Linked DNA regions of Homo sapiens: region 1 is linked to region 2. Evidence: chromatin loops called from intact Hi-C (ENCODE). Cell type or tissue: dorsolateral prefrontal cortex. All regions are shown on one strand. Links, peaks and the distances in the headings refer to the core of each region. The heading gives the core; the rest is flanking DNA. Region 1 holds the start of LOC107985392 (a long non-coding RNA gene). Region 2 overlaps SLC23A2 (solute carrier family 23 member 2).

The links. A loop is a pair of places that touch in the nucleus more often than their neighbours do. Peaks named below come from ENCODE experiments on the same cell type or tissue, not always from the same donor. Only the 100,000 strongest peaks of a DNase experiment are listed, where the experiment ranks them.
Region 1: a loop joins it to region 2, with 2.0 times the contacts of the local background. A loop is called at or near these places in 5 of 110 quality-filtered maps.

What each region holds. Positions count from the first base shown.
Region 1 is chr20:4,803,028-4,818,966 of GRCh38, reverse strand. All of the region lies in intron 2 of RASSF2 (Ras association domain family member 2), which reads left to right. It overlaps LOC107985392 (a long non-coding RNA gene), which reads right to left and starts at 7,063. Exons shown (of 2, transcript XR_007067506.1): 1 at 5,476-7,063; 2 at 2,807-2,946. RefSeq lists enhancers at 4,076-4,485, 4,496-4,555, 5,966-6,145, 6,895-7,124 and a silencer at 8,867-8,926. In dorsolateral prefrontal cortex, for the core only: no CTCF peak of the experiment used is centred there; DNase peaks (open chromatin) are centred at 4,017, 5,607, 6,856 and 7,189; H3K4me3 peaks cover 1,929 bases; H3K27ac peaks cover 7,335 bases.
Region 2 is chr20:4,874,974-4,890,912 of GRCh38, reverse strand. SLC23A2 (solute carrier family 23 member 2) reads left to right here. Exons shown (of 17, transcript NM_005116.6): 7 at 5,004-5,092; 8 at 6,090-6,160; 9 at 7,090-7,271. Among named protein-coding and RNA genes, the nearest start is that of RASSF2, 59 kb to the right of the region's middle. RefSeq lists an enhancer at 15,049-15,198. In dorsolateral prefrontal cortex, for the core only: no CTCF peak of the experiment used is centred there; DNase peaks (open chromatin) are centred at 3,982, 4,742 and 7,222.

The sequences.
Region 1 (15,939 bases), core at 2,917-10,916, 72 kb after region 2:
AAAAAAGAAAAGAAAAGACTCAGTTTCCACAACTGTAAGATGGGAATTATAATAAGTATCTCACAGCAATATTGTGAGGGTCAAATGGGCTATCATGTGCTTAGCCTGGCACATAGCAAGCATGTAGAAAACCATTTGCTGGCTAGAAGCAGGCTATGATGGATTTCAGAGTGTGTATTATGGTGGAACATAGAGAGTTACAGTGCTTTGGAGAGAGGCTGCTCTTAGGTTAGGTGAGGAAACTGAGGTCACCTGCACATGGTTTGTATTCCTAGGTTGTGACCAGCGACGTGCTGGTGAATATTTAACACCCGGCTCTTGGTAGGGGCTTTGGGGGAAGCCCTGCTTTGTGGTGTTTTCCAGTTTATATGATATAAATAAATATTCCCACTATGGCTGACTTCACTCTACCAACCTGGTATCAGTGAACACTCAGTTGGGAAGAGTTGTGCGCCATTGGCACTTGGGAGCCAGTAGGATCTGGCCCCAGCACACATCGGGCCATGACTAAGTCAGCATGTGACCCCAGTGATTTTAATTTCCAATTCTGTACATGCGGAGGGGAGGATAAGATTTGTATTAGGCATCCAAGTCATGGGATATGTTCAAGCGCTGCCCCAAACCGGTTGAACCTCACCTGCATGCGAGACACTTCTGGGGTGCATTTAGTGATTATGATTATTATTGTGTTTTTTTTTTTGAGTTGGAGTCTCACTCTGTTGCCTAGGCTGGAATGCAGTGGCACGATCTTGGCTCACTACAACCTCTACCTCCCAAGTTCAAGCGATTCTCCTGCCTCAGCCTCCCAAGTAGCTGGGACTACAGGTGCATGCCACCATGCCCAGCTAATTTTTGTATTTTTAGTAGATATGGGGTTTCACCATGTTGGCCAGGCTGGTCTTGAACTCCTGACCTCAAGTGATCCACCTGTCTCAGCCTCCCAAAATGCTGGGATTACAGGCATGAGCCACTGCGTCTGGCTAATGATTATTGAAATGTTTATGCTGTGAGACTCTGGTTCTCAGTTTCCCCATCTCCAAGGCAAGGGATTAAATGATTCCATATGTCCCTTCTAACCCTTGATCTCTTTCAGAAGAGTCATTGCCTTGTCCTTCTGTCTATACAAGAACAAAACCTTTAATGACAAAAAACCTTTCCTGTGGACTACATGTGTGCCACCCACCATGAGACACCCAGCACTGGCCCCTCCTAGAGTCCTTCCTCCTGGGAATTCAGTGGACATTAACCCAGTATAATCCTGCCTGTCTTGTATATCAGTGTCACCTCAGGACTCCGGCATGGTGTGTCTCCAGAGGAGGCCTGGAGAGGTGGGGAGGGAGGGACTGGTTTTTTTTGGAACGGATGGTCCCTTCCTTTCTGAATCACTATGCAAAGTTATAGACACCCAAGTAGAGTCTGCTCATGGTTTGCATTCCTAGGTTGTGACCAGTGACGTCCTGGTAAATGTTTAACACCTGGCTGTTTTTGGAAGGAGGTTTGGAGAAAAGTCTGTGTGGAGAAAGAGAACTTTCTATGACAGAATTCATCATCTTGGTGTAATTTTACTCTTAATGCTCTGTTGACAACCCTCCCAAACAAGTCCCTGACTCAGCAGTTCCACCCCTAGGAATTCTGCCCCTAGGGATGTAATTGGATAAATGCAGAAAAGTATGTGTATGGGGATGTCCCTCGCAGCATTATTTATAATAATGATAACACTCCATAGTGACAAATGGAGACCAACAGTCATACATTAGTTAACCATGGCATGTCTATACTTTGGAATACCAAGTGGCTACAAAAACATAGGCTGCAGGTGTGTAGCTATTAACGTGGAAGAATATGATATATATGTATTTTTGAGATGTAGTTTCACTCTTGTTGCCCAGGCTGGAGTGCAATGCCATGATCTCAACTCACTGCAATCTCCGCCTCCCGGGTGCAAGCAATTCTCCTGCCTCAGCCTCCCGAGTAGCTGGGATTACAGGCATGCACCACCACGCCAGGCTAATTTTTTGTATTTTTAGTAGAGACAGGGTTTCACCATGTTGGCCAGGCTGCTTTTGAACTCCTGACCTCAGGTGATCCACCCGCCTCGGCCTCCCAAAGTGCTGGGATTACAGGTGTGAGCCACCAGAATATGATATATTTTTAAGAAGCAGCTTACCAAACTATGTGCTATTTTTACAAACTGTATCACCCATCTATATTAGCATCTGGAAGGATGTATGGTAAAATGTCAATAGTGATTATCTCTGGGTGGTGGAGGTTTGCGAGATTTCGATCTTCATCTTTTTTCATATGTAATAATTTATTTTTATGTTTTATTGTGGCAAAGTACGCATACCATAAAATTTACCCTTTTAACCGTTTCTAAGTGTACAAATTAGTGGCATTAACTCCATTCACAACGTTGTACAACCCATCACCATTATCCATGTCCAGAACTTTTTCGTCGTTCCAAACAGAAGCTCTGTACCCATTAAACAATAACCCCCTCACTCCTTTCTCCTTCCAGCTCCTGGTAGCTTCTAGTCTACTTACCGTCTTTATGAATTTGCCTGTTCTAGCTACCTCATATCAATGGAATCAAACAATATTTGTCCTTTTGTGGATACTAATCTTTTCATTTATCTATATATATTTTTCGTTTTTGTTTTTGAGACAGGGTCTCACTCTGTTGCCCTGGCTAGAGTACAGAGGTGTGGTCATGGCTGACTGCAGCTTCCGTCTCCTGGGCTCAAGTCATCCTCCCACCTCACCTCAGCCTCCCAAGTAGCTGGGACTACAGGTGCACGCCACCACACTCAGCTAATTTTTTATTTTTTATAGAGACAAGGTTTTGCCATGTTGCCCAAGCTGGTCTTGAACTCCTGCATGCAAGCCATCCTCCCGTCTCGGCCTCCCAAATTGCTGGGATTACAGGTGTGAACCATGGAACCTGACCTATATTTAAAAAATAAAACAAAAAATGTTTATTTTACTTCTGCAATTGAAAGGAAAGCCCCGGGAGACAGCTGTGGTATTTGGCCCCTGGAGGTTCCATCTCAGGCTGGGTCATGTGGTCCTGACTATCCTTCCTGGCCTGGGCAGTATCAGGGTGCTGCCTCCATCTCAGCCTCACAGGACAAAAGTGGCCAGGGTGCAGACGTGCAGCACCACTGGCTTGGGAGCTGACCACAGCATGGCTTGCTGGCTGCTGGCAGCTGGCCCTTGGGGCCCAGACCCACTGCTGCTTAATCTCAGGGTTTTCTGTGTGGTGATGAGTTTGGAAATGTGGGCTCACGATTCGCCATGACTTTGAGGGAGCAGGTGCCGTGCAGAGAGAGAGATTCAAACCAGGTAGAAGTGGAGTTGTGTGGACACTAGCTTCCCTGAAGCTCGAGAAGGAGGATCTCTGCCTTTCTATTTCAAGCATCCTTTGTGTGTGCCCAACGCTTGCCCTGCTAAATACCCATCCCAGTGGCTGTAGGGCTGGTTGTTGAATGTTTTGTCCATAGTGTGGCATGGGGTGCAGGGGGGACTTTAACTGGTGGAGTCCATGAGGCCTCAGGTACTCTGGGGAGATGGGTGGTGGTAGCCTCAGATAATCAGTGCCCCTTCCTAAAGTGCCGTGTAGGGTCTTACAGCTCATCACACAGACATTTAGGGCAAGGATGGCTCTTTTGTGTACAGTCGGGGCCATGGTGCCACGTAGTTGGGGGGCTGCTGAGGCAGAGTTTGCCCGCAGGTCAGCTCAGGAAGCTGCGGGACCCAGAACAGGGAAACCAGGTCACGTGACTCTATTCAGGGGTCACGGGAGTGGGTCAGGTGGCTTTTCTCTGGGACATTTGCTCTGAGGCAAATGCTGTGAGTTCCTTGTTAGGTGAGTTCCCCGAAGCGCCCACGGCTCCTCCAGTGAGTTGGTAAAAGCGTGAGTCTGGGAGGGCGCTCAGGGTCTCTTCACCTGGCCCTGCCCAGTGGGTGGCTACCTTATTAATCTTAGGTAGTCGTCCGGGTGTACAGAGGTTTGATAGAGCCGCCTCTGCGGGCCACGTGGAGGAGCAGTTCTGCTTTTCATGGGGCTGACTTTCCTTTAGGGTTGGTCAGCTGTGCCCAGGGCAGACAGAGGAGGTTGTGAATGTGCTACTGTGGCAAACTTCCCCTGGAAACGGTCTGGAAACCCCCCGATGTGCCATTTCTCCTGGCACTAGGAGGGGTCTGAGATCTGCAGTGAGCGGGGAATTTCCCCGCACACGTTGTTGGATGCGTTAACTCAAGGTTAAAGGAGGGTGGAGGGTGGATGTCAGATATGCCGCAATGACTGCCGCCCCGACCACCCTGGAGGGCTCTGGACACACCCGGCACTTCCTTTGCTCTTCCCACTCACTGCTTTTCAAGTCCAAGGAACCTGCCGGGGTCTGGGGGTGGAGGAGGCCAGCGATCCTAGCTTTTGGGTTTTCAGTCCTGTCCCCAGGTGGCGAGTAGAGGAAACCTCAAGATCTCCGCACACAGAGCTCAGAGTCTCAGCCTATAGCACCAAAAAAGGAAGAATGCTGGGGTTCCCTTGAGGAAGGGGATGTGAAGTCAGAGATGAGTCTGAGTGGCCTGTGACTTGGAAACCACTCAGTAAACAGGAAGTGTCGATACCAAAGAAATCTGAGCTTGTAGGAAACAGGGGACCCGGAGGCAGCCCCTCCTTACCTGCCTGGATCTGTCTGTCTCTGTCTCTGCAGAGCTGGGAGACGAACCCTCAGATGGGCCATCGGGAGCACTTGGGGACACAGGCCTCAGGCCCTCCCTGCAGGGTGGCCTCCCTTAAATCCTGTAGTTATTGGACAGGAGGAAAGCTTACCTTGCTCTTCCCCAGGTAGGACATTAAAACTACCCTATAAACTGGCTCAGCTTTGAGAAATGCAGGTCAGGGAGTGTCTTGTCTTATTTGCTTTATTGGGGCCAGTGTTGTCTCCACCAACTTTCCACTCTCCCCTTGGGTCCTACAGTCACATGGAATGTCTCACTTGGTTGAACTGGAGCCCACGAGGGACTATGTCTTGGCTGGTTAGCATTCTAGGTCTTTAGTTTCTCTGAGCCAGAGTCTAATTCTACACATACCAAGCACACACACCATACATGTGGATACACACACATACACAGCCATACACACCACCCCCAACCATACCCTCCACACACACACACACACACGCCACACACTGGACTCTCACTCACACACCGGGAGCTATGCTCACACCCACGCACACACAGCTGCTTTTTTCTGGAGTCTGTGCTTCCTTTATGCTTCCTTTTTCGTCCCGCTCCAGCGCCCTGCCTCTCTGATTAGTGGCTAAGCGCTCTGAATTTCCTTCTGCAACATCCATCCTAAAGGTCAGGCACTTGTGGATGCCAGTGGGGCTTCCCTGTAAACATGTGGCTGCTCCTCCGGTCTGCGAGGCCATTGTCTGGGTGGGCCCAGCGGTGGCCTTCTGGGTCACTCACCTGGCCACCCTCCCACTGGGGTGGAGCTGGAGGCAGGCCTTTCCGGCAGGAGTCCCAGGACCGCTTCCTCCCATCTTCCACAGTCGCGTCTGGGAACCCAGGCCTGTGCAGACAGCTTGGGCAGGGAGGGCTGGGCCGGGCTGGGCCACAGTTGGTGGCAGAAGAGTGGCGGCTTCGTAGGCTGACATGCTTGAAGAAACCCCAGCATGGCCCTTGCTGTGTTTCAGTTCCTCCTGTGTCGGTGGGCCAGGCAGGGGCAGCTCCGGGGATGGGAGTGCGGTAGCTTGCCAGGAAGGGGCTGTGCCTGTCAGTTACCAAGCATCGGGGTTTTTCTGGGAATGGGGTGGGGATGGTCTGCGGGGCCTGTGAATGGGAGGGGTAGTTCATTGTCCCCTCAGTGTCCCACCCAGTGTGTGATAAGGGACTGAGAGTCAGTGGCTCTGTGACTGCAAGTGCCCACGTCCTGGACCTGCGGCTCTGGGCCTCTCTCCCTGGCCCCTGCAGGGTCTGCTTTTCCCACAGCTTGTCCTCTGGGCTGGTCACTCACTCGCCTCCCATCCCCCAGACCTCCCAGCCTGCTGTGGGCTGGTAGCTGGAGCCAGCCTGCACCTGCTACTCGCATAGTGGCCCTCTCAGATCCAGCGCTCAGCCAGAGAGCCACAGGAGCACTGGGCTGCATGTCGGCTGTGCCACCTGGGACAAGCCACCTAACCTCTGAGACCTTCTGTTTCCTCATTTGTAAAGTGAAGTCTTCCCCCTGAGGTTCTTGGAGGGACTAAGATAAAGCATCTAGAGCCTGCTACCACCAGCAGCATCAGCAGCAGCCCTGGGCGCTTATTAGAACTGCACCTTCTCAGACCCCACCCCAGAATTACTGAATCAGAAACTGGGGCAAAGGGACCTGCAATCTGTATTTTAACGAGCCCTCGGAGAGATTCCAATACACACTCAAGTGGGAGAACCTCTCCTCCAGAATACAGTTGGGTTGGCTGATTTTTGGCTGAAAGCACTTTCTTCCTTATCACCTCAAGAGAAGCTGTAGTCTACAGGGGTTCCGCTTGGCACCTGCACCGCCCTGGATTTGAGCCTCAGCTCCGCCCCTTCTAGCTGTGTGTCTTTGGGCAAGTGGCATAGCTTCTTTGTGCCTCAACTGTTCAACTGCAAAATGAGGATAATAAAGTTTCTTTCGTAATGAGGTTGGTGTAGGGGTTAAAGGAGTCCAGGCAGTGATGGGGCTTCTGTTCCATAAAGCAGGAAGGCAGAAGGCAGAGTATGCCATTTCCTTCCGAGGCAGCCCACATTTTGCCCATGCCCAGGACAGGCTTGGGTTTGGGAAGCATGATCTGGCATCTCTTGCCATCTCTAGGTCTTGGCAGGGCCCCAGCCCGCAGCTCAAGTCTCCTTCCTCGTGTGGTGCAATGGGGCTGGGGTTTCCTGTTTGCCATCCACACCGCTTCCTGCCCCACTACAAGGGGTCCGAAGCGCAGAGGGATCACTATCTCCTCTGCCATTGCTTGGTTACAAAGCAGATTCCCTCAGGAGACCTGGCCAGTTGGTCTTTAACACTGTAGTGGAAAGCACTGTGTCCAGCAACTTTCTTCTCCAACCCAGGAGATCCAGGTTGTCCTCAGAGGGAGGGGCAGGGCTCAGAGAAGAGGTGTGCACAGGCCCCAAAAGAGGAAGCTACAGGCCTCCAGTGAGCGTTTCCTTTGCATCAGACTTGGGGCCTGGGGCTGGGGTTCTGGCTTCTGTGACATGGTGCCCTGGCTTGCAAGAAGGAGCCCTTTGCGTCAGCTCAGTGCCTGCACACATAGACCCTGCGGGACACTCTACACTGTCCCCTTTCTCCTTGGAAATATTAGTAGTAGGGAGAGGGTGCTAAATACCCAACTCAGTTTGCTTTTAGAAAATTCCACCCCTTCCTTTCTTGAAGGGCTGCTTTGAAATACCTATGGTGGTGTCCTCAATCTACACAGCTCTTTCCCTACCAGGTTCCACAGTGGCGCTCAGCCCTGGATGTACACTGGCATGACCTGGGGAGGCTTTGAAAGTGCTTCTGCCTGGGCCCCTCCCCTAGAGTCTGATGTAATTGATCTGGGCTGCAATCTGGATGTCAGGATTTGATTTGATTTGATTTTTTAAAGAAGGGGATTCACTCCATCTCCCAGACTGGAGTGCAGTGGTACCATCATAGCGCACTGCAACCTCGAACTTCTGTGCTCAAGCGATCCTCCTATCTCAGCCTCCTGAGTAGCTAAGACTACAGGCATTAACTGTGCCTGGCTAATTTTTTATTTTTTTATTTTTTGTAGAGATGGGGTCTCACAATGTTGCCCAGGTTGATCTTGAACTCCTGGCCCCAAGCTGTCCTTGTGCTGTGCTGCAATTACAGGCATGAGCCACCATGCCTCGCTGACATCAGGATGTTTAAAGCAACCCCTCTCTCTACCCACTCCCTGCCGCTGCTCTGGGAGTCTCATGAGCACCTGGAGTCAGAATCGCTGTGACGTCGGGTGTCTCTAAGCCACCTCTTCCCACTGCCCCCCATCCTTGGTTTCAGTCCAGGCTTTGGCAAGTGCTCAGCCCTCCCACTGGTCAGGTGGTGGCTCTGTGGGGTCTGCCACCCTGGGAATTCTCCATGGAAAGCCCTCTCCTCCCCAAGCCTGTCTCAGAGACTGGGGCTGCCTGGAGCCTATAGAACAACTGTTGCTCTCCCTCCCTCACCCCCACTGGGAGCTGAGGTGGGGGTGGTTGGGGCCTGGCCCCTGCTCTACAACCAGAAAGACAATTCAGGAAACAAAAAACAAAAGTGACCACCAAAGGCAGCTCTTCCCCTCTCTCACCCTGGACTTTCCTGCCAGGGCTGCCCCTCCCTTGGAGGACTTCCCAATTCATAAATAAGACGAGAGGTGCTGGGTCTCCAGGCTGGAACTGAAACCACGTAGGGCGAGCCAGGGTCCTGGGGATGCTCTGAGACCAAGGAAAGGTGGCACGTTCTCCAGGCTCCCTGATCATGGAGCGTTTGGAGGAAGCAAGACCTAAGAGCAGAGGGGATTCTGCTGTTTTTGGTGGGAGCTCCAGACGCCTTTCCCTCCTCCTAGAGCGTCTTGAGAACTTGGTGTGTGCTCTCCTCTCAGGAAGCTGAGGCTGTGATTTTTGGGCTTGGCCAGCCCTGCATTTGTTCTTGGAGAGGCCTCCTGTGGGAGGCTGGAAACACCTGCAAGTGGCATCTGTGGGAAGGAAGGGAAAGGATCCTTCATGCAACTGCTGCAGGGCTTCAGCTGGTCCAGAGCTTGGGTGACGCTGACCCCGTTCCGGCAGCCTAGGCTCCAGCGCCAGGCTGGTCCTGAGTGGGCAGCTGTTTCCTCCCAACTTGAGAGTGGGTGGGGGACAGTGACAGACCCAGTAGTTGCTTCAATCTCAGATATGGAGCAGGTGTAATGGATGCTGCTGTACCACCCAGGTCCCCTTAATCTATTGCATGCTGTGAGTGTTGACAGTGCTGGGTCTTAGCGGCACACGTTTCCTGAGAATTGCTCTTGCAGGGAAATGCCTACGGGCTGTCCCTCTGCCAATGATTGACATGCAGCGGTCCAGAAGCGCCACCTGCCCACCTCCACGTAGGACAACTCTGGGGGCCCTTCACACCACAGAGCTCCCCAGGGGATCAGCTGTGGCTGGGCTCCAGCTGAACGCACCTCATTCCTAGCTCCTCCCACTGCCCCCGTCCTGCCTCCCCCACTCCCTTACAGGTTTCTCCTGAAAACACCTGCACAATAAATCACATGCTTTCTTTCAGGCTCTGCTTCTAGGAATCCCCTGGCCTAAGGTAGCAGGTTAGTGTCCCTGGACAGACTGCTGATCCCATCCCCTTCCTGGAAGCAGTAATCATGATAACCCGGGTGCAGGAGAGGCACAGGCTGGGAGCTGGGGGCTGGGGGCCAGAGAGGAAGCTCCAGGCCCAGGAGGGGAGAGAAACACCAGCAGGGGACTTCTGTGTGGGGTACGTGCTGTGCTGAAGGGCAGGCCGAAGTGGGAGTGCCTGTCCCTGCATTGTCCAGGGGTCATTTATAGGGGGAGGTAAGTTTTGATGAGGGTCGAGGCTAGAACATGTGAATCTGGGTCTGAGGGGGAGCATGGGCACACTCACAGAGCATAAAAAGTAGGCTCCGAAAGTTCTCTGTGGCTGGGATGTCATCATATTAAATGGCCAGAGGACCTTCCCTTTGAAAAGACGTCCTCCTGGGTCTTAGGGAAGGTCTTACCCCCAAGCTGTCTTTCAGGCAGTCAGGAAGTCATGAATGGGTCTCCAAGTAACCAGCTGAATTCCACTGACAAGCAGAATGCATTGCCCAGGCATTTAATGGAGCTGAGGAGAATTTGGAACATTCTGCCAAAGCATGAAGCCAGTGTCAGAGGGAAAACTTGACTGGTTGGTGGCCCCAACAGGGTTCCAGCATGACAGGAACCTGGGAGACTCATGTCTCAACTAGGCAAGCCCAGCTGTATTCACATCTCCAGCTATTTTGGCAGACATGCTTTGTGGTTAGTAGACATTCAATATATGCTTTATTTTCTAAAGTGTTTTTTCTAAAAAGAAGTACTGATTTAGAATTCTAGAGGGAGTAAGTAACTATGTTCATAGAGGAAGTTCAGTAGATTTAAATATGTTTTAGACTTCCAAAGAGCAGCTCCATATTAAAAATGATTTTTGAGAGATAGCTCACACCTGTAATCACAGCATTGTGGAAGCCAAAACAGGAGGATTGCTTGAGGCCAGGAGTTTGAAACCAGCCTGGGCAACATAGTGAGACTCCATCTTTACAAAAAATAAAAAATTAGCCAGGTATGGTGGCGTGTACCTGTGGTCCCAGCTACTCAGAAGGCTGAGGTGAGAGAATCACTTGAGCCCAAGAGGTCAAGGCTGCAGTGACCTGTGATCGTGCCACTCCATTCCAGCCTGGGTGACAGAATGAGACCCTGTCTCAAAAAAAAAAAAAAAAAAGATTTGTGTAAAATTTGCCCTTTCTTTCTTGTCCCCTTTCTGCCCCTCTTCTCCTTTCTCTGTGTGGTAGACTATGAGGTGTTTTAGTTCTGTGCCTAGATGCTGGCTGATGTGGGAAGCCCCTCTTTCCTCCTTGCCTCAGTTTCCCTCCTACAAGACATAACAACCATTAGTCTGTATTCCCAAGGCCCCGTGGGAAGTCATGATCGTAAATGGTTCTTAAAGGCATTTTGGAGCCCAGGAGAGCACCATAAATTCTGGATAATAACAGGGGAGGCAGAAGCATTGCAACCAGCCAGCTGAACGAATGAATCCCTGTCTCCAAGGCCACAGATAATGGCAGGCACCCCTGGAGGAAGTGTCCAGTTGAATCCAATTGAATCCACATTCCTGTTCCACAAACCGTCTTCCTCTGACCTTCCTTGTGTGAGGAACAATGCTCTGTTTAAGGAATATCAGAGTTAACTGTGAATTTCCGGCCCTCTGTTAGTGCTGCTGCTGTTTGCCTTAAGGTGGATGTGAATGTAGCTTAGTATCTTTAGCTGGCTGCAGGGAGACAGTGCTTTGTGAAGGTGGTTGGAAAGTTTGTGAAGAAAGGTGCAGATGCCCAGAGTGGGGCAAAAGAGGGATTGGGTCCTAGAATCACCTACCTGTAATTTCAGTTCAACTTTGGGTTAGGCTATGCAAATATTTTCTTAACACTTTTTTCCCAAGAAATGTCAAAGTAAGAAAAAAGGTGGGGAGAAGTCAGGCCATAGACAAAGATGGGGCAACATGACCCCATAGGTCGGAGTTATAGCTATGGCCTTGGTGAGATCACCCAACAGGTAGAGAGTGGCTGAGCCCTAGAAAATTCCCACAGTCGGGGCCATCAGACTATCTGATGTGTATCAATCTGGTAAGTAAAAAGTAGGGTCATGAGGGAAGTTGAACACCTTTTCATGGATTTATTAATTACTTGTATTGAGTTTTCCATGAACTACTGTGCGTGTCCTTTGCCCATTTTATGAATGAGCATAGAACCTTTTTCTTACTGATTTATTAAAGCTCTTTATGTATTAAGGACATTAGCCCTTTACCATATGTTTTGTAAATATTTTTCCCCAGTTTTCAATTTGCCTTTTTGACTTTGTATAGTTTCCTTTTTTTTTTTTTTCTGAACAGAAGTTTAAAATTTTCACAGGTTGGTATCAATTTCTTCAGCATTTTATTTTTCAATGTTTAAATTTTTGGTTCAGTTATTTCTTTTGGTGGAAGGAGTAAGCTAGCGATTTCACTTCCCTGTCTTCCCCCTTCCAAACGCCAGCGAATTCTCTAGTGATATTTTAAAAAATTAAGCTACCTTTCCCCTGCTATTTAGAACTGCTGCTTACATTCCATGTTCCCAGATATATTTGGGTCTATTTCTGTATGTTTATTGTTTCATTGCTCTGGCTATTTTTTTCTGTAGAACCAGATAGTTTTAAGAATCAAATTCTCTAACTGGTATTCTCAGTAGATTTAAGAAGACATGGTATTAAAAAGAATTGTCTTAAGAGCAGGACAGATGCAGAACTAAATTACCAAATGATAGGTTATGTTGGAGGCAAAGAACGAAAGAGAGAGTCCTGGAGAAAATTCAATTGGTGAGTTAGAAGATTAGCTGGAGAATTCTGAGAAAAATAAGGAAATGGAGGGTAGCTGCCGGGGTGGATGGATGCATAGTGCTAGAGAGAGAAGAGATTGCAGAAGAACCAAGAATGGACCGGCTGCAGTGGCTCACTGTAATCCCAGCACTTTGGGAGGCTGAGGTGAGAGAATCACTTGAGGCCAGGAGTAAAAGACCAGCTTGGTTAACATAACAAGACCCTGTCTCTATAAAAGAAAAATTAAGAAAAAAATTAGCTAGGTGTGGCAGCCCATGCCTTTAATCCCTTCGGGAGGCTGAGGCGGGAGGATCGCTTGAGGCCAGGAGTTTGAGGCTGCAGTGAGCTATGATGGCTCCACTGTACCCCAGCCTGGGTGACAGAACCAGACACCGTCTCAAAAAAAAGAACCAAGAATGGGAGGAAGAGGGGAAATAATCAAAGAAAGATAGAATAACATTTCCCTGGCTGAGGAAAGACTCCAGTGTTGGAGAGTGAGAAGGGCTGCCGACAGCAGGCACCGTTCACCTGATTTCCACTCCAACCAGGCTGCGCGATCAGCTCTGGCTGAGTTCCCCCATGACCTTTGTGTGGTTTAACAGAGGCTGCTCTGGGTTCCCCTTCCTTGGGCTCTGACCACCAGCTCCTGGCTCTGCTGGCCTTGGCCTCCTTCTCAAGGCCCCTTGTTTCCTGGGCTTCCTTGGTACCATGTCTCCTGTTTTTCCTCTTTCTCCAGGGACTCCTTCCTCTGCCCATGCTGACCAACTGGGTTAATGGGAACCCTGCTCTAGGCCCTGTCCCCTTCACCCCTTCTGTTCTTTCCCGATGACCTCATCCTCTCCCCTCACTTCACGTGCCAGGAATTGCTCTCCTGGGCCCCAGGCCTGCTGTACTTCTGGTTATCTGCACTGGAAGTTTCCATGGGTCTGCCTGAAACTCAGTCCTGGTCCTCACTTCAGCAACTGTGAAGGTGGCACCTCTGCCTACGTTGCGGTCCTCGCCAGCAGCCTGTGCGTCACCAGGACTCTGCCTGTCACCCCACGTTTCATCCGGCAGCACACCCTTTCCCCAAAGGGTGTGCTTTCCACATCACGACTTTCCTCTTCTTCTTCGAACTCTCTAGAGTCTGTCTCTCCAACTCGGGCTCCGGCCTCTCAACTGGTCCCCGGGATGCTCTTCTCCCGGATTATTTCTCCACAAAGCAAGGCATTGGGTGGGTGACCTTTCCAAAATGTACATCAGATCACATCCCTGCCCTCGGAATTCCCCTTGTTTTCCTCTTGCTGCCGAGAAAAATGACTATAGTCTTGGTGGTTTAAAACAACAGAAATTTAATACTTATATTCTGGAGTCCAGAAGTCTTGAAGTCAGTTTCTCTGGGCCAAAACTAAGGTGGTGGTAGGGCTCTGCTCGCACCAGGGGCTCTGAGGCAAATCTGTGTCCTTGCCTTTCCCAGCTTGTGAGCTGCCTTCAAGGTTCATGGCCCCTTCCTCCATCTTCGTCCACAGTGCAGCGTTTTCAGATTTCTCCCTCTGCTGCAGTTGTCACGTCGCCTTCTCTCTGCTGTGGCAGAGCCTCCCTCTTATAAGGACACTGGTGGTTACATTTAGGGCCCCCCAGATAATCCAGGATAGTCTCTTCGTTTCAAGATCCTTCATTTAATCACATCTGCAGAGTCCCTGTTACCATATAAGGTAATTTTCACAGGCTCCAGGTCGGGGCCCAGGTGTCTCTGGGGCCATTCTTCATCCTCCACACTCACATGGCCCAGCATTGCCCACCAGATGAAGTCCAGACTCCTCACCAGGTCGGGGTTCTGCTCGTGCCACCCCATCTCGCACAGCTCCGAGTTGCCTGCTCTTTCTGCCTGGACCTACTCGCCCCTCATCTTTGCCAACACTGAGGTCTCAGTTTAGAGGTCTCTTCCTCCAGAAAGCCCCCCAGGACCCCACCCTCATCCGTAGGTGTCCTTCCTGTTTGCTACCATAGCACTCACCCTCCCTTGACAGAGCCCTCTGCCCCCACACATCCCCCTCCTCCTGCACCATGTGCCTTGTTTCCTTGACTGCTGAGCCACCATCGTGAAGCACGATGCTTGGCACGTTGTAGACACAATAAATGCTTGTTGAATGTGTAAATTTATACATGTGTAGAAGGGGCAACTTTTTAGAAAAAGGGACACTGACTAGTTACGGGTAATTGTCACTTAAGAAAGAAAAGTTTTGGCCAGGCATGGTGGCTCAGGCCATAAACGCAGCACTCTGGGAGGCCGAGGCGGGCAGATCACCTGAGGTCAGGAGTTCAAGACCAGCCTGGCCAACATGGTGAAACCCCGTCTCCACTAAAAATACAAAAAATTAGCTGAGCGTGGTGGCACATACCTGTAATCCCAGCTACTCAGGAGGCTGAGGCAGGAGAATTGCTTGAACCTGGGAGGCAGAGGTTGCAGTGAGCTGAGATCGCACCACTGCATTCCAGCCTGGGTGACAAAAAAAAAAAAAAAAAAAAGAAAGCTTTCTCACTAGCTCGACTTTCCTTTTTTTCTTTTTGCGCGTTACATGTGTACTCCGGTTTTCATGATCAGATTATTCTTCCTTTTTTGGAAAAGTAAAAAAAATAATAAAATTTAAAATTTAGAGAGACCAATTGTGTTCTCAGGGTCCCACTTTTGGGGACACTGGTAGGGTCTGAGTTTTCTGAATGGAATCACCCATGGTAACCGGCAGTAACAAGTTACCAAAACTTAGTGGCTTAAAGTACATTTATTTTTATTTTATTTTATTATTTAATTTAATGAATTTATTTTGAGATGGGCTTACTCTGTCGACCAGGCTAGAGTGCAGTGGCGTGATTGTGGCTCACTGCAGCCTTGGCCTCCCGGGCCCAATTTATCCTCCTGCCTCAGCCTGCCTAGTAGCTGGGACCAGAGGTGCATGCTAGCACATCTGGCTAATTTTTTATTTTTTGTAGAGATGGGATCTCCCCATGTTGCCCAGGCTGGTCTTGAACTCCTGGGCTCAAGCGATCCTCCCTCCTCGGCTTCCTGAAGTGCTGAGATTACAGGTGTGAGCCACTGCGCCTGGCCTTATTTTATTATTTTTTTAAGAGACAACGTCTTACTCTGTTGCCCAGGCTAGAGTGCAGTGGTATGATCATAGCTCACTGCAGCCCTGAGCTCCTGGGCTCAAGCAATCCTCCTACCTTAGACTCCCAAGTAGCTAGGACTACCTGTGCGTGCCACCACATCCAGCTAATTTTTAAATTTTTTTTTGTAGAGATGGGGTCTCCTGCTGTTGCCCAGGCTGGTCTCGAACTCCTGGCCTCGAATGATCCTCCTGCCTCGGCTTCATGAAGTATTGCAGTCACGGGCATGAACCACCATGCCTGGCCAACGCTAATTGATTATCTCACAGTTCTGTAGTTCAAAGGTCTGACACGAATCTCACTGAGCTAACATCAAGGTATCAACAGGGATGTGTTCTTTTCTGGAGACTCTAAGACAAGTCCATTTTCTTGCTTTTCCAGCTTCTAGAGGCTGTCTGTGTCCCTCGGGTCGTGGATCCTTCTTCCAGGAGGTCGAATCCTTCTCACATTGTCTCACTGTAATACTGGTTCCTATGCCTCCCTCTTCCACTTAAAAAATATATTGTGGGCTGGGTGCGGTGGCTCATGCCTGTAATCCCAGCACTTTGGGAGGCCGAGGCAAGCAGGTTGCTTGAGTCCAGGAGTTCAAGACCGGCCTGGGCAACATGGCAAAACCCCATCTCTACTAAAAATGCAAAAAACTAGCTGGGCATCATGGCATATGCCTTTAGTCGCAGCTACTTGGGAGGC
Region 2 (15,939 bases), core at 3,202-11,201:
ATAGGTTTTTAAAATGTCAGCTCTGTCGAGGGGCAATAGATATGCAGCAGAATTCACCCTTAAGCTGTATAGTTAGATGAGCTTATACCCATGTGTACAATCACATCACCATCACCACGAATAGATAGAACAGTGCAGGCTGCTTTCCAAAAGTTCAGCAGGTCGATGGATGGATGGATGGATGGATACAGTAAATGATAGAACATGTCATCAATTAAGAAAAAGTTTTCTTTGACACATTATGTCTTTCTTTTTTTTTTGAGATGGAGTCTCGCTCTGTTGCCCAGACTGGAGTGCAGTGGTGTGATCTAGGCTCACTTGCAACCTCCACCTTCCGGGTTCAAGAGATTCCTCTGCCTCAGCCTCCCAAGTAGCTGGGATATAGGTACCTGCCACCATGCCTGGCTAGTTTTTGTGTTTTTAGTAGAGATGGGGTTTCTCCATGTTGGCCAGGCTGGTCTCGAACTCATGACCTCAGGTTATCCTCCTGCCTTGGCCTCCCGAAGTACTGGGATTACAGGCATGAGCCACCACGCCTGGCCTTGCTTTTCTTTAAAAGTAGTTGGTACACACACTCCTAGTGGTAGATTCAATAAAGAACCTATGGCTCCTCAAAGCCAAACCTGTTACATCTCTTAAGGATTATTTTTCAAAAATTTTTCCTGCAGTTTAGACTCTTGAGTGTTCATTTGACAATGCAGGGTTTTGTACCAACTTTGGTTGTTGTCTTGGTAGATGAAGGAAGCCAGGCACAGAGTATATATGCTCTGTGTTGGTGAATTTTGTTTTTGTTTTATTCATTTTCATTAACAGTTTAGTTCTGGGCAGATACATTTTGTATCTTCATGGTGTTTCCCATAGGAACCATTGGCTTTTAAAGTTTCTCTGATGGCACCAGAGGAGGACTGCAAGCCGCCCGGCATCTGGAGGCTTATCTGGTTGAATCATGAAAACCCATGCACATTTCACCCCCAACTCTGAGTACTTTTAATCTAATCACCACTCTCTTCCAAATGTGCAGTCAAAACCAACTTGCCACAAAGACTTAACCTCTTATTTTTAGTTTAATAGAAGTCCTTTCTGAGAATATAAATAGCTCCTTCATTTCATTAAGTATTCATTGGTGCTGAGGATACATGGTGGGTCAAGATGGTGGGTGAAGCCAGTCCACTTCCTAGTATCGGGGGATGCCCGCCTCAAGGTTGAGATGGGCAGGACAGCTTGTGGGGAGTGCACCAGCACAGACAGCAGCAGCCCGAGGAAGGGAGCAGATAGAGGCTGGACACAGGCGGAGATCTGATTCAGGCTGGCTCGTCATGTGAGCGGATGCCAAAGGGAATTAAAAAGCAAAGATGACACACAGAGCCATGCCACAGCCTATTGGGATGTCCTCTGTGGCTTGGTTCCTTCAAGACTGAGAATAGCTTCAGGGTTAAGGTCACCTCTCCCAGTTCTCCTACGGTGGTCCTTTCAGAGCAGGTCCTTCACTCATTTCCCTCTTGCTGCAGGAAGAATGCGGGGCATTTGTCATCTGGTCCCCACTGACCTTCATCATATGAGCTCCCTGTGCTTTCGCTCAAGTGGAGAATCTGCAGTCCTCTGAGGGTTCCTGGGTCCGTCCTGTGGCTCTTGTTTTGCACCTCCCCTCTCTCTGCCCGGAATACCCATAATCCCCCACACACGTGGCGAAGCACTTCTCGTTCTTTAAGACTCGCTCAAGCGACTGCACCTGCAGAGTCCCACAGCATTTCACACCGTCACATCACGGCCCCTTATATGTGACCATGATTAGTGTCTTCTTCACGCAGCAGAAACAGAAGGGCTCAGGAAGTGTTTTCCATCGTCGTATCTGCTTATAATTGTGCTGGTGTCAAGCAGATATCCAAGAATCATTTATCAGGTGACAAAATGATAAATCCCTTAACCTGGCACAGGGGTTGTCAGTCTCAGCCACCTCTAGAAGGCATTGTTGAAAATGCAGATTTGGTGCCACCCACCCCTGAATCTGGCTAACCAGGACGAGATGCAGAAATCTCCACATTTAACCAGCACTCCCAGAGAATCCTGAAGCAGCTTCCTGGTAACTTGGGAGGTGACTTGCAGAAATCTTGACAAAAAGTCCTAAGTTGTAGGGGAACACATTACAGATTCAAAGGAGATCCTGGAATATTTGCTGGAGGAGGTGATATTTTCTCTGTGCCTTAAATGACAAATGAAAGATGAACTCGTATGAAGGAGCTGGTGAGAGATACCAGGCTGGGAGTGGGGTTCAGGTTACCTGGGCACCAAGCTGGACATGGGGGGCCTCTGGCAGGGTTTTGAATAAAGTAAGGACTGTGGGAGTTTGCTTAGGTTCTCCTGCTGTCCTGAGGCTGGAGCCCGACATGGGATCTCGTCATGTCAAAGTTGCTGGTCTGCTCAGGATTTTGTTTTTTAAACTAATGTCTAGTGACCACTATTAACTGTGAGAATTTCTAGCTGCAGAAACCCACTGCCTCTTCACATATTTAAGATATATTTTCCCTGTAGACAGGTCAGAAAAACTTCTTTTGTAAAAGGCCAACAGTAAATAGCCTAGGCTTTGCGTGTCTCTGTTAATGCTGCTGAGCTCCACCGTGATAGCGTGAAAGCAGCCTTAGACCGTGAGTAAATAAATGGCTGTCCTTTGTTCCAGTACAACTTTACTTACAGAACAGGTAGCACCCCAGGTTTGGCCCACTGGCTGGTTTGGCCGCCCCTGGTGTAAAGAAAAGCACAGTTTAATGTATTTCCTTTCCAGTCTTTAGTACAAAATAAAAGAGCAGGCAGTCTTCTCGGCCTAGGGAGACCCACCTGGGTGCCTGAGGTTTACCTGGTCACATGAGTACGACAGGGGCCGTGCCTTGGGTGCAGAGAGAAGAGCTGAGAATTGACCGTCTTCACACTGGGCAAGCACCTAAAAAAGCCACTCTCATCACCTTCAGCCGTTTTCTTGGAAAATTGGCTTTGTTAATTGTGATCTAGGGAAGCTCTCGTTTAACGTGTGCATATGCTCTTGTTGCAACTTTCCCTAAGAACGTTTCAGTCAAGCCAGTGACAGAGCCCACACTTAGTGCTGGCGTCTTAACAGCTTGTGTCAGGCGGTGTTGCCTGGCTAGACGTGAACACATAATGCTGGCATGAGCAGCCCTTTCCAGATCATCTCGGGAGACTTTTTCTATCGTCATCTATTTCAGGGGAACTCAGGGTCCCAGCAGCTTGCAAATGAGCAAGTATCTTTACAGCAGCGCTCTCGGGACCTTTAGTCCTAGTTAAGCCACCAAATGCTCACCCTGAAAGGTGCCCAGGTCGGATGCCAAGGTCAGGTTCAGGCTGAGGTCTGACTGAAGAGTGGAAGCCAGATCCAGTCTTTCCTTTTGCCATTTCCAGTGGATCACCAACACAGTGTGATGTGTGATGGCCACATTCCTAAGGATAAAATCTCTAAACGCAATTCACCATTTGTATTCCACTGCCCTAGGATGCACTGGTTGAAGTCTGAAACCATGGTAAACCAGATGGCATTTGGACCATTCCATACAGCATCCGTCCCTAATTACACGCTGTCCTTTCAGTACAGTCCTGAAAATTTGTGCTTATGGAATACCTAGAAGTCAAACAGTGTTTTCCCTTTGACGTACATTCCCACTTCAGGTGTCCTTCACTTCCGCTATCCTCTGGGCCCCTCTGGCAGGTAATTATAACTGGATGGTTGTTGAAGGGCATGCCTGTGGGAGTGGTCAACAGCAATGCATCTGGTTTGTATGGTGTAGCCTGCGTCTGTGCCTTAAAGCCAGCACCCTTCCTACTCTGGATTGATGTCATTGCATGATTAAACAGCCAGGAGAGCATCTGTAACAAGGAAGTCTTGACCTCACTGGCTCAGAATGGTGTGTGCTGGGCTCTGGACTTGCAACGAGACTGCTTGTCCTTTAGCTAGAGCCAGTTTGATTTCTCAGTCCAGTTCCTGTTTCACTGTGGGTAGGACTTGCTGCCAGACAGCTCAAAGGGAAGGATGCTGGGTCCCTGTCTCGCTGGCCAGGCCACTGACTAGGCTCTCTGGGGCATTTCAGGATTTGGATGTGTGAGAGTTCCCAGCCCTGCAAACAGGAGGAGTCAGTTTAATATTTTACCCTCAAAATTATATTAAAAATAGTGATTAAGTTCTCATGCTAACCCATAAAGTCACTTTAATGTGACTTAGCTGAAATGCTGTACATTTCCATTAAAAAATGGTAGTCTTTTTGAATAGCTAAAGTGTTCATGAAGTCAATATGAAGTATCTAAAATATAATCAAATCATGTCATTTGAGGATCTCTGCATTTAGTTTGAGGATGTGGGCAGCAAATTTAATGGAGATTCTGCAAGTTTTCTGGGCCCTTTAAAATATATTAGAATGTCTTTAAGTATTTTTATGATTAAGCAGAATATTTATTTTATCTGCTGTCACGTTGTAACTTACAGCTCTGTAGATCTAGATCACTATTATGATTTATCTGTAATCGGTGATTAGGGCAGTTTTTGATTTACAAAATGAAACAACGGAGGGAAATTTGTTCCTGTGATAACCAATAAGAATTTTAAAGGGAGGAGGAGGGAGGTAAAAAAGCAGAAATACACTGATGTTTAAAAAGGAGTTTATAAGCTCAGCAGGAAAGAGGGAACCTCAAATGCCCGCAGTCTCCCGCCTGCAAGAGGAAAGGTGGTGATGGCAGGGGCCGGTGTTGGGGTGTTGGCACTGACCACGGGGCCCACCCTGGAGCTGCCTGGGTGGGAGGAGAGTGGCAATGGGGAGGATGAAGAAGCCACTGGCTGTGGCTGCATGGCACAGGAAACCTTTGCAAACTGGGGCTTTTTCTTCTAGGTGTGCCTGCATTTACTCATGTGCTGTATGTCTATGGAAAAGACTGTTAAGCTGTCAAATAGTGAACTACCTCGGTAGTTCCCGATGCCGTGATCATGGTTTTGGTCTCGTTTCTTTTAGGTTACCCCTGTTTCAGGCCAGTGCTTTTGCATTTTTGGCCCCTGCTCGAGCCATCCTGTCTTTAGATAAATGGAAATGTAACACCACAGGTAATTGCAGTTATTTCCACATATGTCATTGGGGTCCTTTAATGCAGGTGTAAAGGGAGGCCTGGACGTGCTGCCCTCAGCAGCGCTAAATCCTTTCAAGAATTAGGGACAAAGCACACAAACCCACAAACAGCTTAGAATGCTCCATCTGTGGATCGTGTCTGTCTCTCTCTTTCTGTCCACTTGTTCATCCCTAACCCTAGAGCAAGAAAGGATCAGAATTGACCTCATTTCTCTATGTTAATGAAATTGACAAATATGGGAACGGAATAGAAAAATATTTGTGCTATTTTTCTGCCTCTCTCTTTCAGTGGATTTTATGACCCACCAGTAATCACTCTCTTTGCTGCGTCAGCATCCCTTCTCTGAAACATCTTTGCTTTTTAAGGATCTGGCTACTGTGGTTTGCTGCAAATGACTTTCATTCCCCTTCTTTAGTGATTGCAAAGATCCTTAAGGAACCCGATAAGGTCAGGAAAAGATAGGGAATTTAAGAAAATTAGAGTCAGACCTGTACTCTCAAAAATACAATTACATTTTGACCTTCTAGGAGCAAAGTTTTCCAGCCTTCATTTCCTTCCTTGCTCCTAGGAGTTACTTTGTGACCACTGATTTGATCTGGGAACTGGAAAAGGCCCTCTGTTTTATCTAAGTTTTTCAAACCTCAGTCCAGCAACCTTGCTGTCGGGCATTTCAATGAGCTGTGTGCAAAGGTTGGTTTTTTTGTGTGAGGCTGGTGCTAGTAACGTGTATCACCACTTCAGTTAGCTTTTGACAATTTGGGGAGCTCTTAGTCGATGAATTCATTTGGTTAAATTAGCATTTGAGGATCCACCTTTCAGTGAGATAAGCTATACTGTTGGAGGTTGAATTTTAGGGATGGGGATTGAAACAGATGTAATAAAAACAGGGAGAAAATTCTTCTTAAAAGGTAAAATGAATATGTCATGTGAGACATCAGTGTCACTCCAAGAAAAACTTTGTTTTTGTTTTCAAGATGTTTCAGTTGCCAATGGAACAGCAGAGCTGTTGCACACAGAACACATCTGGTATCCCCGGATCCGAGAGGTAAAAGACAAGCGTTGTCTGCTTTTGGCTTCTTCATGTTTCTTCTCAGCTTCAATGTTGGTTGACCCAAGAAATAGCAGTTACTTTTACTGAGCCCTTCTTTTCTTTTTCAATTACTGATAGTTTATTTCTCTTGTTTAAGTAAATGTAGTTAAGCAATACTCTAAAATAAAGCATATGGAAATGCTCTGGGCAACCTTAAGGAATGGTTTCCTCCCTCCTGCACACCCACAGACCTGTCCACTCACACCCGCCAGCACAGCTAGCTGAGGTTCGTGGCTCACTGGATGGAGCTACAGAGGCTCATCATCGACAGATAGCAGAATTGTTCGCTCTGGCCTCAGTGTTTGCCTGTGTTCATTGAAAGAACTAAAGATATTTGTCTGCCAAAGTGCAATTGAACAGAAGCAGACATGAAGTACGGCTGACAGTGTATTAATATTTTCCAAAACGTGTGAGATAATTCACCATCAGTTCAGAATGAGCACAGATGTGGCCATTCTGCACACTAAAAACATCCCTTTAGAATTTCTGTCAACAACATTGTCTTGTCGATGTCCTGGGGGGCTCACTCTTTAAAGCTGAGAGTCTTTATGCTGCAGTGTTCCTCTAAGGCTGGTCTTTAAATGTTGTGTTTCTTAAAAGGGAATTATAAATTTTTGCCTGCATCGTTTAACAGTGAAAAAGGCATGTGGGCCGTGTGTCCAGGACCTATTTCTGTAATACACCTGCATCATGAATGCAGGCCCCAGTTAGTGCCCCCTGAAGTTTCTTGTCGGGTCCTGGGGAATTTTCTAGCTATCTCTCCCAAGTTAGATGATGTAATAACTTATTGCCTTGCAGAATTATCAGTTGTGGTTGTAGGTGACATTCTGAGTGTGCAGTGTACAAGCAGCTCACTCTCATGTCTGTGCCATCTCTTGTTGCAGATCCAGGGGGCCATCATCATGTCCTCACTGATAGAAGTAGTCATCGGCCTCCTCGGCCTGCCTGGGGCTCTACTGAAGTACATCGGTCCCTTGACCATTACACCCACGGTGGCCCTAATTGGCCTCTCTGGTTTCCAGGCAGCGGGGGAGAGAGCCGGGAAGCACTGGGGCATTGCCATGCTGTAAGTGGAAACATCTCCCCTCATCCCACCACTGCGGGGCAGCCTTTAGGAACATTCACACAGACTTCAGGAGATAATGTTTTTCAATAATAAGAATGGTCTGACAGTTTCAACTTTATTTGCTTCGTGCTGGGGAATAGTTGAAGGGTTTTTGACCCAGAGTTTGGGAAGTGACATATAGTTGACGTATTACAAAGACAGACTTAGCAGCAATATGAAGAGGGTGGATTGTAAGTTTTTAAGCTTTGGTAGTGGGGTAAGGTAGTGGCGCCATTTGTTTTTGACTTTTGAGGTCTTGCCAAGTCTCATGTTCATGAGTTGACATACTGAGAAGCCAAATTTTTATATCATGAGACTCAAAAATATTCCAGAGTGGCAGGAATCTGGAGTATTTCCAGAGAAGTCGTGGGAAAGGTCTGTTGCCATTGATGATGTGACTCTTCTCCCCAGGCCACACTGAGCTCTGCACTCCTGACGGGTGGGTGGTTGGGGGAGGGACATAGTTTCTGCCAGGGTCCTGCTAGTCAGTGCCTGTCCTTTTGTACAGAATGTCACATCCATTAAAGATGTCCCTTGCCCTTTAAGTAAAGTTAACATTTTGTGTTAATGAAGTCACAGGGGAGTTTGATAATATTACTGATGATTAGAGTCACAGAACTCTTTGTAACACAGAGCCCACATTCTCTATGTGTCTGCAGAGCATGTTTAAGAGTTGATTATGTGTAGGTATATGGTTCCATTACTCTGGAATTTAACCAGCCAGTACAACTCCTAAAACAAAATAAGTCATCACATAAGAGAATTTTTCATTTGCTCTGTTTTGTGAAATAGTCTGCAGTTATTTAATAACAGGTGGTATTTATTGATCTTTTACTATGCATCAGTCCTTTATATAACACTTGTATATAGTATCAGATAAGGCACATCCTAGTGTTATCCCATTTAACAGCAGAGGACACTGAGCACCACGACGTAATGTGATTTGCCCAGAGTCATACAGTGAATTAAGTGGCCACCGTGGGTTTCAAAACCCAGGTGGTGGACATGGGCCCGAACCCATCATACTCAATCCTGTTCTGTGTATTAGAACATGACGTACAAATAAAAGGGAACCATAGCAGAATTGTTATCTACACTTTACAAATTAAATTAAGGTGTGTGAAAATATCAAGTTTTTTTTTTTCTTTAAACAAGGTTTGAAGGAGACACATCTCACACATGAGCATGAATACCCATCATCATGCTTTCCCAAAATTGTTCTTTTTTTGCAATGGAGTCTCGCTCTGTTGCCCAGGCTGGAGTGCAGTGGTGCGATCTTGGCTCACTGCAACCTCCACCTCCCGAGTTTAAGCAATTCTCCTGCCTCAGCCTCCCGAGTAGCTGGGATTACAAGCACCCACCACCACACCCGGCTAGTTTTTGTATTTTTAGTAGAGACGGTTTCACCATGTTGGCCAGGCTGGTCTCAAACTCCTGACTTCAGGTGATCTGCCCACCTTGGCCTCCCGAAATGCTGGGATTACAGGCATGAGCCACCGTGCCCAGCCCAAAATTGTTCTTACTATTCTCATTTCACCAAAGGTTGGTCAAAACATTCTTCACACCAGCAGAGATGGGAAGATGGCATGTGAGAATAGTCTTTCAGCGAAATGTAATTAATGCCAAAATGGATAAATTGTAGGTATAGTACAGTAAAATTTGAAACCAGTAACAAAAGGATGAACAAAACCCACAAAGCACTTACAAGCTTAAAAAAAAAAGTGTTAAAAATCACTCTCAGAGAGGAAATTGAAACTTTGCAATTAATTACTGATAGTTTAGGAAATGATGGCAAGAACAGCACCAGTCACACTTAGTAGCCAGAGGTGTTCTCAAGAAAATTCACAACCTTTAAAGCAGATACAGCACATGAAGAATTTCAGTAACTAAGAAAACAGGACAAAAAAATGAACCTAGTAAAAGCAGGGGGAACGAATTAATAAAGATACAGAAAATGTGACACAAATAGAAGTGGTAAATCTAAAAGCTGATCTCTTGAGGGGGAAACAAAACCCAATGTAGACAAACTTCTGGCAAAGCTAAGCAGGATAAGAGGAAGCCTGTGCACATAGATCTGCCACAGATCCCGTCAGAGGGAGCAAAACTGTTACCTCCCCCCAAATTAAAACAAAAAGTAAGAAAATAGTGGTTTTCAGAAAACTTAAGTAACCAAAATTGACTCCTCCTCACTCTTATCTCTAAGTATGGGGGTGCCTCCACACTTGATCCTGGCCCCCTTCTCTCCATGCACTTCCCCCAAGGAAATCGCATTTCTTTGATGGTGGATAGTTCCATGGAAACCTGTAGTTCAGACCTGTAAACTCGATACTTACAGATCCAGCCCCTATTTTGCCCCTCCACTTACTGTTACACAAGACATCTCCATCTGTAAATGAAAAAGCCCCAGACTTTTGATTCCTTTCCTGCCCCTGAAACCAGTTTCTTCTGCTTTCCTCCTTTCGGTGAATGGCACAACCGTGCCCCTAGTTGCTTCAGCCAGAAATGTCTATCTGTTCTTCAGTCTTCCTTTCGCCTCATCCCCCACACAGCCCATCCTGCCCTTCCTCCTCCGGAACAAATTCTGAACCCGTTCTCTTTTGCAGGCCTTCACTGCCGCCACCCTCTGCGAGCCTTGCTCGCCCTTGGCCATTGATTCCTCACTGTCCCCAGCTTCTCCCTCATGTCTCCCAGGGGTCCTCCTCTCTCCCCTCCTTTTGAAACATCAGTTAGACACAAGCTAGAATTCTGGAAGCTTTGGGGTTTTCTTACTGTTCCAATGTCTGGAGCCTCACGTGCTGCCCTCGGTGGGTCTGCTTGCGTCTCTTGGCCTGGATACCTGGAGCCCCTTTGCTCTGAGCACCCAGGCATGCAGAGGTGGGACATGATCTTGAATTATCTAGATGCCTTCCTCCACTCCACCCTTACTTGTCTCTTTCTGGAACCTCTTCCTGAAGCCTCCTGGACTCTTCCTGTTTCCTCTCCTGTTTTCTATCTCTTTGTCTTTTTTCTCTATTCGTGAGAATTCTCCTTTGCTTTATCTCTTATTCCTTCTGCCAAGATTGTCATTTATGCTCTGGTGTTTTTTCAGTTTCCAAGAGCTCTTCTGTATCCTTGGGCTGTCAGCTCTGTGAGAGCAGGGCCTACGCTCTGGGTGGGTCACCTCTGCACCCCCAGCACCTGCCCCTCCCGTGGCTGAGCTGGTGCTCAGTGAGCAGGTTGTGAACTAATAAAGGAAGGCTCAGGAAGCCCGGTAAACCCATGACCACAAGAGCAGCCGAGATAGTTGCTGAAGGACTCTGATTCCTAAAAGAAGCCCTGGGCCCAGATGGTTAGACAATGAGTGCATTCAGTCTTCAAGGAACAGAGACTATATGCACTAACTTGCAAACTGTTCCAGAGCTCTGTGAAAGGAGGGAAACTCCCCAGCCAATCTTAGCGGCAAATTCTGACTGAACTAATACAAAAGGAGAACCATGGACCATTGTTTTCTTTCCTGGGGTTGTGTTAAAAAACAAACAAATCCTGAGCTGATGGATGTATTGCGGCACATTCTAAGCAACGAGCCCTGAGTTCAAATGTCTTCAGGTAGCGTGCTAAAGTTCAGCATCATTCTCTACTGTAAGACTCCTTCCAATCTTTCAAAATGCAAATGCGCAAAAGACTCTATTCACCTTCAGAAAAGGGCCTTAGTATCCAGCCCTGTCCACCCTTAATTTGTTTTTTAAATGTCACACATCTATAAGCATATCTTGACAGACTATTCCTTAGAATGTTGTTTGGGAAGATGCTGCTACAGATAACACAATGAAAGAACAAGGCATAATGCGTCATTTCAAGAATTCACAGATGATCAAATATTAGAAAATGTGTTGAAATCGATCATGGCTCCATGGTAGGTTTTTTTTTATTTGTTAAATTTTGAGACAGGATCCCGCTCCATCACCCAGGCTGGAGTGCAGTGGCACAATCTCAGCTCACTGTGGCCTCTGACTCCTGAGTTCAGGCGATTCTCATTCGTCAGCCTCCCAAGAGTACCTGGGACTACAGGGTAGATTTTATTAATAAGGTCTTATTGATAAAACTATGGTAATAGTCCCTTCCCCTGAATTTTATTTTTAAAATTCAACCTACATCCTTGTTGCAAACTTAGCAATGTGAGAATAGGAGGATTTTTTTTTTTTTTTTTTTTTTTTTGAGACAGAGTTTTACTCTGGTTGCCCAGGCTGGAGTGCAGTGGGGCAATCTCGCTTACTGCAACCACCACCTCCCGGCTGCCAGCAATGCTCCTGCCTCAGCCTCCCAAGTCGCTGGGATTACAGGCATCCGCCACCACTCCCGACTAATTTTTTTGTATTTTTAGTAGAGACAGGGTTTCACCATGTTGGCCAGACTGGTCTCAAACTCCTGACCTCAGGTGATCCACCCACCTCAGCCTCCCAAAGTGCTGGGATTACAGGCGTGAGCCACCGTGCCTGGCTGTATAGAAGGATCTTTATGCGTAAGATAAACATGCCTCCTACTTGAATGATGAAAGACTCAAATCAGTCCTGCCTTTTGAAGTCAGGAACTTAAATAAGCTTGTTTATTATCACGGGTATCATTTAAAGTTATTCTAGATGTGCTAGTCAATTTATAAAACAAGAAAGTAAAATAATGTGGACCCATACCAAAAAGATCAGAGAGGAGAGGGGATGGTGACTTGCCTGTAGAGGAATTAAATACATTCCACAACTTCATAAATAATACTGTGGTCCTGGGACAGGGGTAGACATTGGCAGAGCAGAGTAAGAAGAACAGAAACAGAATCAAAGAAAAATAAATATTTAGTATAGATGGCAGTCATATTTGAAACCAGTGGGGAATGGACAAATTATGTAGGAAAAACTAATTATTTTTGGGAAAAAGTTAGACTCCTAATTTATATCAAATTGTATTTCAGTTGAATTAAAGACTTAAATATACAAAATAACCATAAAAGTGCTAGAAGAAAACCTAAATAAGTTTTTAATCCTAAGGGAGGGGAGATCTTTCTTAAAGCAGATATTGAAAAGAGAAAGAGAAAGATAGATTTTACTATTGACACATTTAAAACGTCAGAAACCACTGAATTAAAAACAAATCTGTCGTGGCAGCTCACACCTGTAATCTCAGCACTTTAGGAGGCCAAGGTGGGCAGATCACTTGAGCTCAGGAGTTCTCAACCAGCCTGGCCAACATGGTGAAACTCCATCCCTATTAAAAATACAAAATTAGCTGGGTGTAGTGGCGGGCACCTGTAATCTCAGCTACTCAGGAAGCTGAGGCACATGAATCACTTGAACCCACGAGGTGGAGGTTGCAATGAGCTGAGATTGCACCACTGCACTCCAGTCTGGGCGACAGAATGAGACTCTGTCTCAAAAAAAAAGCTGGGAAAATACTCATAAAAATGTCACAAGAAAGGCTAACATCCCTAACTCGTAAAGAGTTCTACTGGTTAATTTAAAAGTGAGAGAATCCCAGTGGAGTAATAGATGAAGGGTGTGATAGGAGTAGCCATTTGGCAAAAAAGGGACTACACCTAGCTCATTAAAGTGTGAAAAAGGTTTATCCTCCCAATTTATTAAAATGTGTATTATCTACATGATTCTGTTGGAATTGAGAGTGAATGAGGTTGTACAAACTAAGTCACTCTGATGGAGATGGAGTTTAGAGACGGAGTCTCAGGGAAGGTTAGTGCGGCCGGTCAGTGACTGCTCTTTCTGGCACAGTGCATACGTCCTTGGTAGGACCTACATTTTAAAACTTATTTTTTTATTGACTTTTCTTATGGAAAATTTCAAACCTATTCAGAAGTGAAGAGAATAGTTTAATGAACCCCCATGTGTCAATACCAGGCACTCCAAAACAGTATACTTTTATCTATATCCCACTGTTTTTCAGCTCCCTCCAATTCAGTTAAATTCTAGGTATTTGAAATTTAACAGTAATTAAGCTCAGAAATCTAAAGCAAAATAATAGTCCCCTCCTACTCCATCTCTCAAAAAAATCTCATGATTGTTAACTAGTAAAAAATTTTGTTTTTATCCTTACATATTTTTATATTTTTATGCAAATAAGTACAAACTAGTATATATACATAATTTTATTCATTTTTACCCCAATAATTTGTTGGGTTTACTTCTCTGAGACAGCATGTTTAGATGATCTCTTTCTTTCTAAAGCTGCACAGTGTTTAGTAATGTAGTCTATAATGTATTCAGCCATTTCTCAGCTGATGCTCATGCATGTAGCTTAAATTTTTGCTGCTACCAAAAAAAATGCTGAAATATATACCTCAACGTGAAAAGACTGAGTATTAGAAGCAATGATGATACAGTTTTTCAATTAAAGCTGTTTATGTTGCTTCTGATGTCATACAGTATGGGAATTTTTATTTATTTATTTATTTATTTATATTTTATTATACTTTAAGTTCTAGGGTACATGTGCACAACATGCAGGTTTGTTACATATGTATACATGTGCCATGTTGGTGTGCTGCACCCATTAACTCGTCATTTACATTAGGTATATCTCCTAATGCTATCCCTCCCCCGTCCCCTGGTATGTCCATAAAACAGAATGCTAAGCAGTCACTAAGGTGCTGCTGCAAATCTCTGTCTGATGAGGCGGAAAAGCAAATAGATACTGAGGCAGGTCAGGAAGCTGCGTAAAGCATGATTCCAGTTTGGCTTAGATAATAACCTGTTCATGTCTGGGGACAAGGAAGATGACAATCTGTCTTCCTCCAGCACCCAGCAAATATCCAGGGAGTGAAAACTGTTCAGAACAGATAGACCACGATATTACATGGTTTTATCACTCAAGGGGGATTATGGATGATCTTCAGGGTTTTATCTTTTTCTTTCTGCTTATCTGTCTTTTAAATTTTTTGTACAATTTAGTATGTATTACTTGCGTAACATTTTAAAGTAAAAGTTAGCAAAGGTAAACATGAGGTGGGAAGCACCCAGTGGAGTAGACAGCAGCCCATCCTGAGAGCTGGGGCTAGAACGCTTCATCCCTTTGCTCAGTTAAGATGTGTGGACATGGGCGGGTCTGCACCTCTAAGCTGCTGCCTCTCTGTCACAGGGTGCCTGCCCCCAGGTGTATTTGAGAATAAAAATAAACTCGAAGTAGAGAGGTTTTAGAGCAGAAAGAAACAGTCATGTTCATCTGCTACCTAATCTGCTTTCTAAATTTGAGTTGCCAGATTTGGGCCTAAGATCTGGGTGTCCCTCCTCAAATTCTGTGTGGTCTCAGTCCCCTCTTAAATGTGCAGGTGTGTTGCCTGAAATAATGATGACAAAACTAGCAGGCCTGGGGCATCTTTGGATCTCCTAATATTCACTCTGAAACAAATAAGTAGCATTTATTTTTTCCAGACATGAAAATTGCATGTAGGTCTAAGTTTAAAATATTCCAGTTTTAGTATCCCTTGTTACCATATTGTTTTTTGTTAAACTTCACTATCCCAGAGGAATTGAAATAACGTGGGCACTGTGTGTGTTTTCGACCTTGAACTGGTACTGGCAGAGACCCCTGATGGATCACCAGTTCACCGAAGCGCCTGAGTAGGCAGGGAGACCCGTGGAGCAACACACGCATGTTCTCCAGCCGGGCTGCCATCCACACCTCATTAGGAATGTGACAGTGGAGTCACACTTGACCGGCTGTCGATGGGGCTAATGATTCCATCTCAACAATTGGAACTGTGCCCAGGAACAATTAAGCTTAGCTTTGACTGAGAACCTACTCTTCCTGCCAGCTCTACCTCAGGTTGTAAGTGAAAGAGCGAGACCGCGTGGAGGCTTAGACGCATTGTTGGGCACGAGTTTTGTTTCGGTGATGAGTAAAAATCCACCTGGGGGATGGGAAGTGGCCCCACACCTGCCAGCCCCGTGGGACACCAGACCGATGTCATGGACTGGTGTGTCAGGAAGTGCCATGGTCCTGCCGTGGAGGGGTCAGCACCTGCCTCCCATAGCACTTAGTGCAGTTCAGTCAGGACCGTGAGGCTCAAGGAGAGGGACTTACGCAGCCCAGCCTCCTTGCCCTGTGACCAGGGTGGCAAAAGGAAAGAGTTCAGTTCAAGCCATAGAGCTAGATTCCTGGTCCCCAGTGCTACAACCCTAGCCGTGTGATCTTGGACCTCTGGCTTTGTCTCTGTGAAAAGGAGACCATCTTAGAAGCCACCCCGTAAGGTTGAGATGCTGCACAGGAAGACATTAGTGTAATGTCTGGCACACAGAAGCCTCCCAGGAATGTTATTAATACTGAATTCTACTGTATCTACTTTTCTTGAGCAGTGAAGCTTACTTTTTGCTCTTTTAAAAGTAATTTATGCGTGCTGTAAGTAGATTGGAAAATACAGAAAAGTGGGAAAACCAGTTGCAAATCATGTAACTACTCAAAGCGAATCCCTGGGAGAATTTTGGATCATGTCCTTCTTACCTGTTTGTGTGTACGTGCAGTAGTTTCTTGGTTTGCTTTGTAGTTAATTCATAGTTATAATCTTACAGTTTATGTTGTATCTGGCATCCTTTCCCTTTACATAGAGTAAGCGTTTCCCATCAATGTGTACATTCTTTGGGTTTTCTTATTCTAT